Regions from separate parts of the Homo sapiens genome. Here region 1 is linked to region 2. Evidence: chromatin loops called from intact Hi-C (ENCODE). Cell type or tissue: MCF 10A. All regions are shown on one strand. Each heading gives the region's core, and the rest is flanking DNA. Links, peaks and the distances in the headings are about the cores only.

Region 1 (8,344 bases), core at 18-8,017, 49 kb before region 2:
CCAGGTGCTGGGGATTACATGATTGTATGATTGTACAATTGTATGATTGTATGATTACAATTCTCATCTTGAATTATAATCCCCAGGTGCTGAGGAAGAGACCTAGTGGGAGATGATTGGATCATGGGGGCAGTTTCCCTGTGCTGTTTTTGTGATAGTGAGTTCTCATGGGCTCTGATGGTTTTATAAGTGCCTGGCATTTCTCCTGCTTGCACTTCTTTCTCTCTTGCTGCCTTGTGAAGAAGGTGCCTGCTTCCCCTTCCACCATGATTGTAAGTTTCCTGAGCCCTCCCCAGCCATGCAGAACCGTGAGCACCTCTTTTCTTTATAAATTGCCCAGTCTTGGGTAGTATCTTTATAGCAGTGTGAAAACAAACTAATACAAATTGTTTACTCCATGCTCCTTTGCATGGCAGTAGAAATGCCATAAGCCTTACCTTAACCACATCATCTTTAATACTTTAACACTCTAGATGGGATCACATGGAAAACATGAGTGTACTTTTGTCGCTATAAAAAATATCAATGGCCATCTCCATATTGTCAGAAAATTGAGTCAACTCACTTTAAATGTGAATCAAACTCATTGGTTACTGACAAGAGACCATTTAAATTCATTTATTTACTGTATTTTTTACAGTAAATAAATAAACAACAACAGCTGTTTTGCTCACAAGGAGATACAACTTTGGGGCAACTGGATGAACTGGACATGGCCAAATTTCAGTATGTTTCAAGTGTTTCTATTCTCTCTGTGATAGACATAAAAAACAAAACAAAACGAAGAAGCAAACAAAAAAAAAAAACTCAAGAATTCACCCTGAGAGTCTGAGTTAGATTCTTTCTTTCTTTCTTTCTTTCTCTTTCTTTCTTTCTTTCTTTCTTTCTTTCTTTCTTTCTTTCTTTCTTTCTTTCTTTCTTTCTTTCTTCCTTTCTTTCTTTCTTTCTTTCTTTTTCTTTTTTCTTTTCTTTTCTTTCCTTCCTTCCTTCCTTTCTTTCTCTTTCTTTCTTTCCTTCTTTTCTTCCTTCCTTCCTTCGTTCCTTCCTTCCTTCCTTTTTTTTTTGAGATGGAGTTTTGTTCTTGTCACCCAGGCTGGAGTGCAGTGACAAGATCTCGGCTCACTGCAACCTCCACCTCTTGGATTCAAGCGATTCTCCTGCCTCAGCCTCCCGAGTAGCTGGGATTACAAGCACCCGCCACCACACCTGGCTAATTTTTTGTATTTTTAGTAGAGACATGGTTTTACCGTGTTGGGCAGGCTGGTCTCGAACTCCTGACCTCAGGCAATCTGCCTGGCTTGGCCTCCAAAAGTGCTGGGATTACAGGGGTGAGCCACCACGCCCGGCCAAGAGTCTGAGTTTCTTAAATGACAATGGGAGAATCTTTTTTTCTTACTGAACTTGACTATATGTGCTACATGTGTGGGTGCAGAATGTATTGCTAGAATGACCTTGTGTTTTTCCTCATCAGTCTGGAGTTTGGTATCCATCCCCCTACCCCCAATCTGCTTCTCTAGAAAGCCTTTCTATATAATTTCCTATTATATCAATGCAAATTTTCCCATTCTAAGTTCAGCTGATTCTCACAGATCTAGCTCTGAAGAAATAAAACTTCATATTTCTTATAAAACAGTATTTTCTGTCATATTTATTATTCTTTGCTCTCCCTAGAATAAAATATGGAAAACTGAGAATGTCTCTAATAGGCAAATGCAAATCTATAAAACAAGACTATGAGCTTAAAAAAATGCCACTTTTGTTTATAATTCCTGTCAGCTGAATCAACCTGTAAATTTTATCTAAATGGCAACCAGTAGGAAACAGAATAAGGTAGCCAATATCCTGTGAATACAAGCAAAGTAAATCATATTGTTCATTTTGTCACATTTTCTTCAGTGTGCTGCTTAGTGTGGTAGAATTATTTTGGAAATCATTTTCTTCAGTGTGCTGCTTAGTGTGGTAGAATTCTTTTGGAAATTTTGAGGATGATAAAATAAGTATCATAATATCCATTTCCAGCATGGTCAGAGTGAATTCCAATTGATAGGCTCAATTTTCATCTGCATGTTGTAAACTAGGTTCCTGAACACTAACAAGTTCTCTCCATTCCCTTCTAAACTTACTTCCCATCAAAACCCAAACAGTGTTAATTTGCTATTTTGAACTTTTGTTTGTTCTTTTCTTAGGTGCCTACCTGTGTATTACAACCCTGCACCTAAGAAATACCCTGATTTGGTTGATTTTGTTGATTTGTCTCTGAACACACCTGAGTGGGTTATTTCTTTCTTCTCCTCTTCCAACTGCAGCTCTCCCTTCCTGCCTTTGAGACCTGGATGAACTGTATGTCAAATGAGAGACTCATGAAGATCTTAGATGATTGTTGTCTATCCATCCTACTAAAAAAAACTTAAAATACATTTTTCTGCAGTTATATTAGCATTCATAAAAACAATATCTTGTTTTCACATGTATGTACATGCTTATGTTCAAATAGTGTTTGATGCTACCTTACATTCATTTTTCTCTTTGGGTAATCACAGTATCCCCATATATTCTGAAGAACAATGTGATTCCTATAATTCTACAAACTTAAATGTTGTGATTTGCCTAGTCATCTCTCAGTCCACATGTTGGGAGAGTAAGAGAAGAATAAAAATATCTTAAGCTGCTTCATCCTTAATATTTTCATTTTTCTCATAGTAAGGTGATGATTTAAGCAAATAGTTGGCTTCTTAATGGAAGAGATTCTGGTTAGGCATGACCTCTGATACCAAATATCCTTCTCCCTTCTGTCAATGGGTAGGGCTGGTAGAGAGAGCGAGGTCTCAGGGCCATGAGATACACCAAGTTCATTGGATATTTTTCAGCAACTTTGCCCAGGGTGGCCCTTGCCCTACACAGTCTAATCTTCTTTCCCTTGGGGCACAACTTGAATCAAAATTCCTTACATGTTGAAGACTCCAAGAAGTTATGTGAACACTTAATCTTTTTATAGATCAAAACGTGTGAAGTTTTTATTTGCATACTTCTAAAACCCAGAAATTATTTCCTGGTTTATGGCAATTTTATATTAGATAGGTGGCCCTAGCTTGATATATTAAGTATGTTAAATTGATTTTCCTAAGGTCCTCAATGCAAGTAAGAAAATCTAGAAGAGCTACAGAAGCTTCCTATGGAACTATAAAACCATTGTGATGATTCATCAACAGAAAATGTGGGCAAAAGTTCAGACAGATTATGTTGTAGGAATCTTGAATCCCAGGCCTTGGGAAGGACCCCAAGATGTATTCGTTGATTTTGATGACTGATTTAGAAATAGGGCTAAAGGATTTTTGAAGAAATGTCAGAATGGCAGTGGTGAATGAGACCACTGGACTTGTTTGAAGAAAATTATTAAACAGGCCCAGAAGCTGTGCTAAGAAAGAAAGTCATTAATTAGATATACAGAGAAAGAAACAGTGCAAAGCCCTTTATCAGCAGTAACAGCGTGAAGAATTAAGAGGATGCATATAGGAAACTCCTGTTTGAATGAAAAGGCAACATGGGGAACTTAAATGATTAACAAATTAAGGAGGTGATGAAAAATCCCACAAACATTTAGCATTAAGAAAACCTTCTAAGAGAGGCAAGGTACTAAGGAAAATTATGTTAGTAGACAGACGAGAAGGTATTCAACCACATGCTGTGTCTGGCCAGCACTTTCAACTAGAATGATTCCAATCCAAATTATGTAATGATTATGTATTTATGTAGCAATTGGACCTAATTTGAACTTTACAAAAATCAGTAGAATCAGACAAAAGATGAGCTGCTAAGCTCAGGTCAGTATGAAGATGAAGACAAGATATTGAACACAGTATTACTACTCTGGAATGAGGAAGAGCTAAGCATTTGTATTATTTGAGGAGCACATTGAACTCTATTCACCACGAGGAGACCAGATAGCATATCCAATAATGCAGCCCAATACAACATGTTCTTTTAGTAACTGAGAGGAGTTTAATTTATCCAGTGCCCGGGTAAACTATATTTTTAACTATTTGATCTAGTCTTTAAGTTATAGTCACAATTTTCTGATGCACTACAAAGATACTTCTCTGCACCCAAAAGTGGTCTGGGATGGCAAGGATTTCAAAGACCTTGCTCAGCAGGCAGCAGTAGATCTAGGATGGGGGACTATGCCAAGGATGGGCAAATGTGACTTTCTGTGTTCAATTTTAAGTTCCTGTAGACAGAGGCAGCCATGAAGGATTCACAGTCACTTCCTGGGGCAGAAAGTTGTGCCATGTAAGTGGAATGAACTTTCTTAATTTCAGATAACTTTGTTTACCCATGCTGCGATAACATAATGTTAGGTACTTCCTTGCTAACCCTGTTATCAGGGTTGCTCGTTAGAGCAGTTATTTGTTGTTTGTTCATTCATTCAAGAAATATGCTTGGAGTACTTTGACCCATTCAAGTTAATCCACGTTAATAAATTATTTCCCTAGAATGTGTCTGGTTACCACAAATATAAACTGTTTGGGGCATAGATAAACTTATAATTTTTTTTATATTCCCCCACTTTCCCAAATCAGTTCCTGACTTGTAGCAAGCAATTAATGCCTACCTAATTAATTTAGTTTAATGGAAATAACATTCAGAAGATGTATGGCTTTCAACTGGATAAATGCAGGTATTGGAATGACTCATTTCTACAATAACTTGTCAAAGACTAGGATTCTGAATAAGTGAGACCAGGGATATGAAAGATTTAATTCCAAAGGAAGGAACAGAGAGACATCAACAGTTGCTACATCAATATTATGCTTGCAAGAAATGGTTTATTTTGAGAAGCAGAGCTTGGCTACAAAGGGAAGCTCAGAAGTCTTTCTTGGGTGTTCTTAAAACAATAATCCAGGGAAGAAGCTAAAGCTGACTAATAAAGAACTCAGTTAAGTGTCAGGTTTCAGGAACCTGAGTTCACTCTCAGGGCAATTGTAAAACTTTGACAACCTTCCTAGGTTGGCTCTTTCAGTACACTGCCCATGTTTAATTACATGTGGCAAATTTTACCCAAATACAGTTGTATGTTTCCCAGATGACCTGGGATCTCTGAGTACTTTACAGTTAGGTTAGAGAAGTAGTAGTGCTATGTCAGGCTCAGAGAAGTTGGGATGGTGGTAAAAATTGTTAGAAAAGCAGAATTGACTGACTTTGCTGAGGGCCAGCCCTGCCTTTGTGCATCTGAGCCTGGTATTTAGAAACAACGTGAGCACTTCATTTGTGATATCATCTCTCAGAGGTGTGTGTTCTCCGCTACACGACTTGAGTTCCTGCCAATAAGGAGATAAGGTCCTTGCTACTGTTATGACATATTTGTAGTACTCGGATGAAATTGAAGGCTTTGAAACAGGGAATCCCCACGTCAACCTGCCACCTTCTACAACATTTCTTTATCTTTTTGTATGAATTTGACATTAGTTATAGAAAGCAGCTCTTGCTCGTGTTTCTGGATGAAGGAACCATAGAAAAGGAAGCTTTCCTCAGTTGCTTTAGTGTGCAGCCTTCTTATTTATCAAGACACAGTTATCCATTTGCCTCTTCAGTATGTGAATTACCTCACTCCTCCCTGAAACTCCCAAAGAACCTTTTCACTATAATCTGCATCTGTTAGCAGCTCTTCTTAGAGAAATGTTGGCATGGGTTTTCCCCTCTTAAAGGATAAACTCTTTCACCTCCAACAGATATTTGCTAGGCATCAACAATTGATTATTATTTTTTCTTACTTATGTAATGTTCTGATCCATGACACAGGACGTTTTCTTCACAATCCCCTTTTTAGAATTTAACTTTTTTAGTATTTAAATTTTAAAATGCATTCAACTAGATGTAATCAGGTTAAAATTAAAGATCTAGGGCTAACCCAAAGAAAAAATATTATAAGCTTTTAAAAGGTCATCCAAAAAGATGTGCAGTGAAGACAAACCATTTAGTCTTGGTGTTGGCAAGGAAGTATATGGATTGATTCTTGCACAATTTCAAATTTTATGAATAGGCTTTATAGCTTGTATTCTAAAACTGTTTGTCTGGAATTTGGAAAGTGTTCTTTCCTAGAGACAGTGTATTGACTGGGCATTAGGGTGTCAGGCTAACCAACAAAAGCTTACTCAATTCGTGAAGTAGAACTGCAGTGTGTGCTGTCAGACCACCTGGGAATAGGAGTCAAGCAGCCTTGAGAGTTAAATGGGAGAATGGGTTTTCCGGTTTCCTAGAGATGGCCTTAAGCAAAAATGTAAAATCTGTGAGATTGGCAGCTGGGTATCCTTCTGCAACTCTCCCTGCTTTCTCTTCCTTCACTCCGTGACTCTCCCCACGCCAACACACATTATCCTTCCCTAAGGCATTCATCCCCAGGCACGTCATCCACCGTGCTATTTTTAAGGATCTATGCTCTTTCATCCCTCAATTTTCAATTTTCTCAGAACATTTGCTAAGAACAAATCAATCAGAACCAAATAAATCTCACTATGGTGTAGAAAACCAACAATTTCTTCATAACTACTTTTTTTACTAAAAAGGGGACTTGTTGACCCAAGTGTATAAGTTTAGGTAAATGATGCAATGATGGCAGCTGGAGGTGTTGGTATGTGGAAGTGTGCACAGCACCAGAGAAGCAGGTCAACTTCCAATTCCCACCATATAGCTTGTGGAGCCTCACATCCTGAACTTTCTGAATTTACGCTGCAGATTCGTATGCTTCAGCACTTGGCTCTGGCTCCAACAGCTCCAGAAAACATGTCATTAATTTTCAAAGCATTTTGTTTTAAAGTAATTAACATTACCTACTGAAACAAACAATGCTAAAATCTCAGTGGAAGTACAAGATACAAGTTTATTTCTGTTCACACAAGGTCCTGTGAAAGTTGGGCAGCTCTTCTCCAACAGGGGAAACAGTTTGCACTGTCATCTCAGAGTCCTCCAATTCCAGCTGTTAAAGAAATACCACAGAAGAGGGACAGACTGGACATGTGACATAGCACTTATCAGCCTATTTTACAGAGGCCAGAGCTCCGTTACAGGTCTGAACCAACTGCAAGGACATCCAGACGTGTAGAGGAGCACATGAATAGCGTGAATATTAATACTTTCTGCCCCACTGTTACTACTGGGCATTTGTTCCTGGGCTAAGCTCTTCATCTTTTTAATGTTTTTTTCCCCACCTGAAACCAGAACTTATTTGAAGTTCCAAAGTTTCTTCTCTTCAGCCCCAATTCAGTGGCATCTATGATGTGTGTGTGTGTGTGTGTGTGTGTGTGTGTGTGTGTGTGTGTGTGTTTACATGCATGCACTTTAACCTGGTTAATGTGTGATGTAATTTATGGCAGTGAAATGACAAGGAAGGAAGGTGGAAGAGACTAGTGGGGTATTTTGAAAGTGGAAATGAGCAATACAGGTAGAAGCAGGAAAAGCCTGGCGGGGTTGTGTGTCTTAGTTCATAAGTCAGGGCTTCTCTCTAGTCCTCATCTGTCTGTTTTAATAGCAGCTTGTTAAAATCACTTATTTTTTTCTCGCTAGATACTTCTTCATCTGATTGTTCAAATACAAATAGTAAGACTAAAAGTTCAGAGTTCAAGATGATTATCTCCAACCCTTTAAATTTTAGGGTGACTATACTGACCAACCCCAAATATTCAGACAACTGTTCACACAGCACAAGATATGTACATCCTTAAGAATTATGAAGAAGGAAGCCACTCCACTTAACTTCCCTTATGTGCTGGTGTAGACTTCCTGGAAGTTTCTATGAATGTCATTTACTTGAGAAATGGAAAGTGAATAGTATCTGATACATTAATGGGTTTACACAGTAGGTTCTGAGTTTAGTTTTACAAATCAGGAAACACTAAGATTTCTGCTTGGAATCTTTAGGATTTCATGACTGCCCTGCTGGGTTTCAGACTTACATGGGGCCTTTTAGCCTCTTAGTTTTGGCCAATTTCTCCCTTTTGGAATGGGAGCATTTACCCAATGCCTGTATCCCCATTGTATCTTTGAAGTAACTAACTTGTTTTTGATTTGATAGTCTGATAGACGGAAGGGATTTGCCTTGTCTCATTTAAGACCATACTTGGATTTTTGAGTTAATGCTGGAAGGAGTTAAGGCTTTGGGAGGCTGTTGGGAAGGCATGATTGTGTTCTGAAATGTGAGATGGACATGAGATTTGAGAGGGGCCAGGGGCAGAATAATATAGTTTGGCTCTGTGTCCCCACTCAAATCTCATGTCAAACTGTAATCCCCAGGTGTTGGAGGAAGCGCTTGGTGGGAGGTGTTTGAATCAAGGGGGCAGACTTCCCCCTTGCT
Region 2 (8,344 bases), core at 18-8,017:
TGTGCATGACAGAATTACCTGTAAATCCAAAGCCTAGACTCTTAGCAATTTATTATTCTGTTTCTTTTTCATCATTTTTTGTCTTCTTATATTGCTTTTGTTGTGTACACTCATCACAGCAGATATAAACCTGGTTATTCCGATGCATGGTTATCTATTTATGGGTTGGACAGGTGATTGGATCTAAAAAGTGGCATTCATTTGTTTTATATGCCTATGAATATGTGTGTGTGTACAAATATATATATACACATACACACATACATTTATGTTCTTAATATACTTACACAATTTCTTAAGATTTGTTTTTAAGAGACAATGCAGAGTACTGAATGAAACAAAGATTGCATTGTTAGATTCCAAGAAAGAACATAATGTTTAACAGTTGCTAGGCACAATGGGACAGTCTTATTCCCTCCCAGTTTATTAAAGTAATGCCATTTATTGTTTAACTCTGCCAACTATTTCAGATGGCTTTGAATACTGACTCAGTAAATGCTTTACTGAAACAGTCATTAAGTTCTCCCACTCCTGGGGCAACCAAATTTTTATCTCTCAAGATGAAATAAAAGTGATCTGAATGTTGCCCAAATCAGCATCTGAGAGGGAGGAGAAAGGTCACTCATGAATGGAATCATGTTCTGACTACTTTGCGAAAAAGGAAGCAAGTCAAATTGTAAGTCATGCACTGCTGATTTAACGTGTGGGAACAAGAAAGACAGGAAGACGCTTAGAATGCTGGAGAAAGTTATGTGCCTGCCAGTGTCATAAAATTCTCTTTGTAATCCAAGAAAAAAATGTTATACTGTTGGAAATGATCCGAATTTGGCTGCAATCATTTCCTATTCGTATATCTTAGACGGTTATCTGTGGCTCTTTTGTGATGTGAATGATTTTGTAGCAACAATTTTCCATTAGGAATTATAAATTAATCACCACCTGAACCAGTGCAATTAGCCTAACTCTTCAGTCTGGGACTCTTCAGCTTTCCAGGGAGGGCAGCTAGAGTGTGAGGGTGATCTGGCCTGGAAGGAAGAAGCAAGGATGTTGCCAAGGCAGTTGTCCTTGGAGCTTCCCCCTCCTATTTCCTTAGTCACAAAAGCAATACCCTGTCACTTACCCCTTGATACTTGAGACATCACCTTTCTCTGCTTCGTTCCTCTTTTGCTGTCCAGTGCTAAACTGATTTTTAAATTGATTTCACAAATGCATGATGATAAAGGTAGATCAAAATCCCCACAGAGGTGAGAGCTTCTTACTGTCCTTACACAAGGCCTTGGTATCAGACAATTGTTCTCATAAAATAACGCTTGAAATAGACAAAGTACCTGTCATGAGAGTATAAATTTGGGTCCTCCTAAGGAATTGATGTGTGATACCCATAACCATGATGAGCACTCACTCTAATTCCACAGCCTCATCCCTTGCTTTGTGCCTATTAGTTCTGTGACTCTGAATAACCCAAGACTAAGTTCTTGATTTGTTCAAACTGTGACTTCTCTTGGCAGCTAAGTGTTTCACTCTAGCCACGACCCCTCACCCACTTACTCTAGAAACTAGTACTGTTAACCTGTTCTTAGCCTTCAACAGTTTGATCCCTATTCTATCCCTATTTTGGGTTTCTTAGTTATCTTTTAGTGCAGAAAGCTTCTGCCTGTGCTATCTCATCACACAGCTATGATACAGCATGATTATACTTCTAGAACCCCTACAGAATAGTTTGTACCTTAATTTTTTTGATAGATTAAAATGGAAGGCTTTAAAAATGAAGAATAACTGAGTGCTTATTTTAAATTTAGGTAATACTGAAAGGATTTTGTTTCCTTTTTAAATTTTGTCATGCAGCAACTGTTAAGCAGAAAGAAATGTGCTTTTGTTCATTCTGTTTATTCAGACATACCTTTATTGATCATCTACTATATTTATGTTTCAGGCACTATGTTTAAATGTTATTTTTAATGTTTGTTTTAAATAAGAAATAATTTCATGACTTTCAATGTGATGAAACAAGAATTGAAGAGAAGAAATAGTGTCTAAATTATGGGAACTTTCAAGAAAAGATGGTGAACAAGAAACAAATTAGAAGACTAGTTCAATATATTTTGGCACAACTATATTTTGGAATGTAATGTATTCTCATTACATTCAAAGAGCAGGATTCCACAGGGATTAAGAGAAAGCAGCTTTGTCCCTTTCCTCTGGATAAGATATTAGGTTGGTACAAAAGTAATTGCAGTTTTTTACCATTACTTTTAATGCCATTACTTTTAATGGCAAAAACTGTGGCTACTTTTGCATCAACCTAACAGTTTTCTCCCATTCCTTGGATGAAGTCCAGGGGAGGTCCATGAGTTTTCTGGTCATATTTTGATAATAAAAAGGCCCATAATTACTTTTAGCTGCCATCTAATTTTAATAATTAAAATGACCATTTCCACAGTGAAAATTCTGAACTACATGTAGAATTGAAGATATTTATTTTCCTCTGCTGAGTCTAGAGACTTCTGATGAGAACCAGGGGTGGTCAGCCTTCTCCTTCCCTGGCATTCTCTTTCTCTTCTCCTCCCACCTCCTTTGCCAAGACTTCTTAAACCCTCTTAATAAGGCTGGAAAAGGAGAAGTGAAAGGCAGGGAAGTTGTTACTTTACAGACATTTTTATAACTTGGCATTGGCAAACTTTGGTATCTAAATAGGTGGGTATCTAGAATAGTCCCTTCCTGGAAACTGTTGATGTTCTCTGGATGTTCACTACGGGGTCGTTTAGGTGGTATAGGTCTCTAACATGGCACAGCACTGTCCCCCTAGCTCCTGCCCCTGATGGTACATCCCACAGCCGCTTATTGCTGAGATGCCTTCAAGGCATCTCCATCCCAGTTTCCTCTAGTAGGATCCACTTGGGCCTCAGGGGAGTTCATGTGCTCTTGCCATACGAAACAGAGGAGTAGTTCCCACTGTCATCCTCATTTTCTCCTGTCACAGACTTGCATTTAGTCATCTCAATTCTTGGTGAATTTCAAGCACCAGTCCCTGTGTGCTCTCACATCTCAGAAAACACATATCAAATACCACCAGGTCCTTTTAAAGCCTTCTCACTTCTTGAGATAGAAGGGAAGTACTTCGGGCTGGGCACGGTGGCTTGTGCCTGTAATCCCAGCACTTTTGGAGATGGAGGCAGGAGGATCACCTGAGGTCAGGAGTTCGAGACCAGCCTGGCCAACATAGTGAAACGCTATCTCTACCAAAAATACAAAAAATTAGCTGGGCGTGGTGGCAGGTGCCTGTAATCCTAGCTATTCAGGAGGCTAAGGTGGAAGAATCGCTTGAACCCGGGAGGCGGAGGCCGCAGTGAGCCCAGATTATGCCTCTGTACTTCAGCCTGGGCAATGGAGCGAGACTCCTTCTCAAAAAAAAAAAAAAAAAAAAAGAAAGAAAGAAAAAAGAAAAAAAGAAAAAGAAGGGAAATACTTCTTTTCCTTTTCCCTAACAGGGTAGTAATCTGAACTCAACAACTGTTTTCAGTGAAATATTCTCTTCTGGTCCTTTTTTTGTTTTAACTTCCTTGTATAAAGTGCATACTTATCTCTGAGTGTAGAGTTTACAGATGATTTTTATTTTTACTCCCTGTGCTTTTTTATATTTTCCAAGTTTTCTGGAATGAAATGTCTATTTTTAAATATTCTCAAAATTAAGATTGATTAACATGGGTGCTGCATATTTTAAGCACTCACCTGCACAAAGGCAGAAAATAGTAGTTTCTTACTACATGACATGTAATAACATTACCTGTTTATCCAACACAATTATATGAGTTTTGCAGTGCTGTTGTTTTGAAAGTTATAACGTGATCTCAACTTGGCATTTTATTTGATCAATGACATTGTAGAGAAGTGCTAATATTAGTAGTGAGAAACAGAATGGAATTTCTCCTTCATCCATTTTATGACAGAGTGAAAAGCCTTCTAGTAGAAATATTTGCAAGAAACTGCTGTCTCCAAAGGTTAAAGCATTTGGCCTCCCTAATTCTACTTTCCTTTGGTGGAGGGAGGGAGGAACCTCATGAGTTCTGAGGATCATGTTTATGAGGTATAATATTATGATTACTGGAATTAAAAAGTATGTAAATAGCCAGGGCAACATAGCAAGACCCCATCACTACAAAAATTTTTTAAAACTAGCTGGACATGTGGTACACTGTGCCTGTAGTCCTCACTACTCAGGAGGCTGAAGTGAGGATTGCGTGAGCTTGGGAGGATCACTTGTGCTCAGAAGATTGAGGCTTCAGTTGAGTCATGATTGCACCACTGCACTCCAGCCTGGGCAACAGGGCAAGACTTTGTCTCAAGACCTTGTCTCAAAAAAAAAAAATTATGTTTAAAACATCAAGAAGGAATTCAAGTGATAATTAAAATAACCGTGGTGTACAATTGTCTGTGGTGTACAATTTCAGAGTGGGGATGGGGTGTGCAAAGATGAGTAACTGATTGCCCAATTGCCCTCAGTCTCTTTCCCTTTTAGGGGCCTGTGTTATCTTAAGAGTATTATAGCTGACAGCTAGGATGAAAACAGGGCATCATTTCCAAATGATTTCACAATCACCCATGTAACCAGAATTCTTTATAAAGAAAAAAAAAGAGCTTATGTTGGCAAATTCAAATAGAACACAAGGAGAAATTTGAAAATAAATTAATCACCTTATAGAGGGTACCTTAAAGAACAATATGAAGAAGTATCCAGTGATTTTCCTGTGAACTTGTGTACACAGAGTTAAGATTATCCAAACAAAAATAATCTAATTTCAGTTAACAATACAAACTTAAATGTAATATGTGGTTTATGTTAGTAAGTTACTAAGCTATGCAAAGCTTATCATGGTTGATATTGGAATTTGAAAATACCAAGTATAATACCACTAAATTCTTCACTCTTAACCCTTTTTGCTTATGTAGTCAACCAGTTGTTCTCAAACTATGGACCTAGGGCCAGCAGCATCATTACCTGGGAACTTGTTAGAATTGTAAATTATAGGGACCCACCCCAGACCTACTGAATTAAAATCTCTAGGAATAGGACCCAGCAATCTGTGTTTTAATAAGCTTTCCAGGTGATTCTGATGCACACTAAACTTGAGAACCATTGAACTAGAAGAAACAATTTAACATTCCTACAGTAATTCAGTCTGATCTAATTAAAAGGCTATGCCTGATGATTAGTGAATTGTGTTTTAATTGTATTTTGGTGAATTAACTCAGGAAGTAAATATTCTTGCCATGGAGATAAAAGAATTTTATGACAGATATGCATCAGAACAGGGATTAGTAGATTCTTACATTATTTAATCCAGAGTTCTAAGAAAATGCCTGAACTACAACTGTCTCCAGTATCCATCTATCATAATGGACACTGACATCCACTTCAAAGAGAAACTTCTGTGAGGGATTTCTTTGATGGAGATAGGTATATTTTCATTGCATTATGCTATTTGTGGGTGAGTTTTTTCTTTTTGTTTTTTGTTTTGTTTTGTTTCTTTTTTACAGATGGAGTCTCGCTCTGTCACCCAGGCTGGAGTGCAGTGGTGCTATCTTGGCTCACTGCAAGCTCCGCCTTCCGGGCTCACACCATTCTCCTGCCTCAGCCTCCCGAGTAGCTGGGACCACAGGTGCCCACCACCACGTCTGGCTCATTCCTTGTATTTTTAGTAGAGACGGGGTTTCACCGTGTCAGCCAGGATGGTCTCGATCTCCTGACCTCGTGATCTGCTGGCCTTGGCCTCCCAAAGTGCTGGGATTACAGGCTTGAGCCACCACGCCCGGCCTGAGAATATGTTTTAGCAAATGAGTTGATACACCGAGCTGGTGATTACAACGTGAGAACAGGACATCGTTATAGGTAACTATTAAGAGGAGCAGAAGGAAAAGTCTAGAACTTGTCTGCTGCAGGTCCTCTTTCTATTCCTAGAAAGAGACATCAATCTGGCCCATGGGTGGCTTAGTTCTGAGGCAGAGAGAGACACAAAGAGAAAGATTATTCCATAATACATGATCCTTACTTTATAATGTGTCTCATAACATAAGTTCAAAGCATAGCATTAAACATCAGGAAAGGGGGAAAAGGGGAACTGAAATGACATCAAATAGAAAATGTAAAAGAAAACAAAGTTCGTTATGTAAAGTGTGAAATATTCTAGTTGTTCTGTAGCAATACAGAAATCATGGAGAAATCCCACCAGGACAGGCCATATTTCTCTATCATAATTTCTCTACCGTAATTTTTTTTTACCCTGCCCCATGACTTCTGGTGTTCTGATGTTCAAAATTGTGTCAATGTGAAATGTGTAGCTCCTGATGGAGGCATGTAGCACATTACCTACAGCTTGAGATGTAGGTTGAGCTGCTTGAGAGGATGGAGGTGCTTGAGGTCCCTGGGCAGAAACGAGGTTATCTCTGGGTCTTTGGCCCCTTCTAGGAGATATATGTTTCAAGACTGCTCTGTTGAGCTCTTTCCACCTTCCTATGGCACTTAGTGGGGCTATTTGGCAGGGTAGAATAGTGCAAAATGGTTTGATTCATTCAAATTGGAATGGGTTTCTTAATGGCTTCCCCAATTCTCCAGTGATACTGTATTTGTTCATTCTCACACTGCTAATAAAGATATACCTGAGACTGGGTAATTTATAAAGGAAGGAGGTTTAATTGACTCACAGTACCAAATGGCTGGAGAGGCCTCAGGAAACTTACAATCATGGCAGAAGGGGAAGCAAACACTTCCTTCTTCACATGGCAGCAAGAGAGAGAAAACTAAGTGCTCAGCAAAGGAGGAAGCCCCTTATAAAACCATCAGATCTCATGAGAACTAACTCACTATCATGAGAATAGGATGGGGGAAATCACCCCCATGATTTAATTATCTCCACCTGGTCCCTCCCATGACACATGGGGATTACAGGAACTACAATTCAAGATGAGATTTGAGTGGGGACACAGCCAAACCATATCAGATACCAATGGTGAAAGAGCACACATAGGACAGGAAATACTGAGAATTTTGAAGGATTCTCAATGGTTAGGGTTGTGCTTGGGAAAAATAGTTCTTGTCCACAGGGCTGTGCCACCATTTGTCAGACCTTCTCCAGTTGATTTGTTCAATTGTAGAAGTTCTTGGCCTGCAGAGGACACCATATTGTTGGCAGTGAAAAAGGAAGCAACAAGAATGCTGTATACAAGATGATTTGGAGCATGCAGGGACACTATAAAGTTTATTTGCAAGCAGTAGATTCAGGGAAAGATGTCAGAAGCAGCATTGGAGAGTTTAATGAGGACTGATACCTCTTAGTCCACAGGAAAATGGCAGAATCTTGGCAAGAAAATAATAATTTTTTAAAATGTAGAGTGAGCCAAATTCAGGAATTTGTCCCTATATAACTTGGTGAATTTTGCCACCTGTACAAGTAGTGGATTTTCCTCAATGTGTTCTAAAATTGCTGCTTGGCACAGTTATTCTGCGGAGCCAAGGGGAAAAAAAAACAACAGAAAACAAAAAACAAAACTCTTTTCTTCTTATTATTTTTCCTTTCCCACATAGAATCAACTTGTGGATTGCATAAACCACAGGATATAATTCCACTATTTCAGCCCAAAACTTTCCCATCTGACCAAAGACAATTGCAAATATGCTAAACTTGCTTTAATGAAAAGTCATTCTTTACATAGCTTACATCTACATAAGATGACAAGTCACTCAACAGATAAAGGATTCTTTGTCTGAATCAAACAATAAGCCAGCTTTTCCACCAAAAAAAAAAAAAAAAAAAAATGCCATTCTATTCTGAACTGAATGCACTTTCAACTAATGCTGTCTTCAGGACCAAAACCAAAGGAGGCCCATCTGCTAGGAAGGCCAAAAGCCCATTGTGTGGCACATCAGTCCTGTCTGTTATGGAAATGGTCACTCTAAAACTGTTTACAATTTAAAACTGCATACTGAGAATTATGTTAACCTCCATTGACTGACTTCTGTTAAATGTGCTATTAAGAATCCAGTTTACCCTGGTTTTCTCTAAAATGTGCTCAGGTCAGTCAGATAGGTACATTATGAATGTCAATTGTCATAGGGTAAAAGTTGGTACCTCATTAGCTCAAACACACGAAGCATTTGTTTCCGGTTTTAACAGGGGCTCCCTTGCCCCGGGATTATGGGAGCACTGATGGAATATAGCCTTATGTGATGATGATTTGAGCTCCAGGGATAAATGCTGATTGAACAAGGCTGAAAGGCCATAAAGGGTGAACTATGACATCACTCTGCAAATCTGGCTGTGCATCTTCTGCTGAGCGTGAATACTTACAG

What was found. Hi-C counts contacts between places; a loop is a spot of excess contacts. Peaks named below come from ENCODE experiments on the same cell type or tissue, not always from the same donor. Only the 100,000 strongest peaks of a DNase experiment are listed, where the experiment ranks them.
Region 1: a loop joins it to region 2, with 2.8 times the contacts of the local background. A loop is called at or near these places in 4 of 110 quality-filtered maps.

What each region holds. Positions count from the first base shown.
Region 1 is chr2:147,028,118-147,036,461 of GRCh38, reverse strand. No RefSeq gene overlaps it. Among named protein-coding and RNA genes, the nearest start is that of LINC01911, 190 kb to the right of the region's middle. In MCF 10A, for the core only: no CTCF peak of the experiment used is centred there; a DNase peak (open chromatin) is centred at 4,911.
Region 2 is chr2:146,978,665-146,987,008 of GRCh38, reverse strand. No RefSeq gene overlaps it. Among named protein-coding and RNA genes, the nearest start is that of LINC01911, 150 kb to the right of the region's middle. In MCF 10A, for the core only: no CTCF peak of the experiment used is centred there; a DNase peak (open chromatin) is centred at 4,398.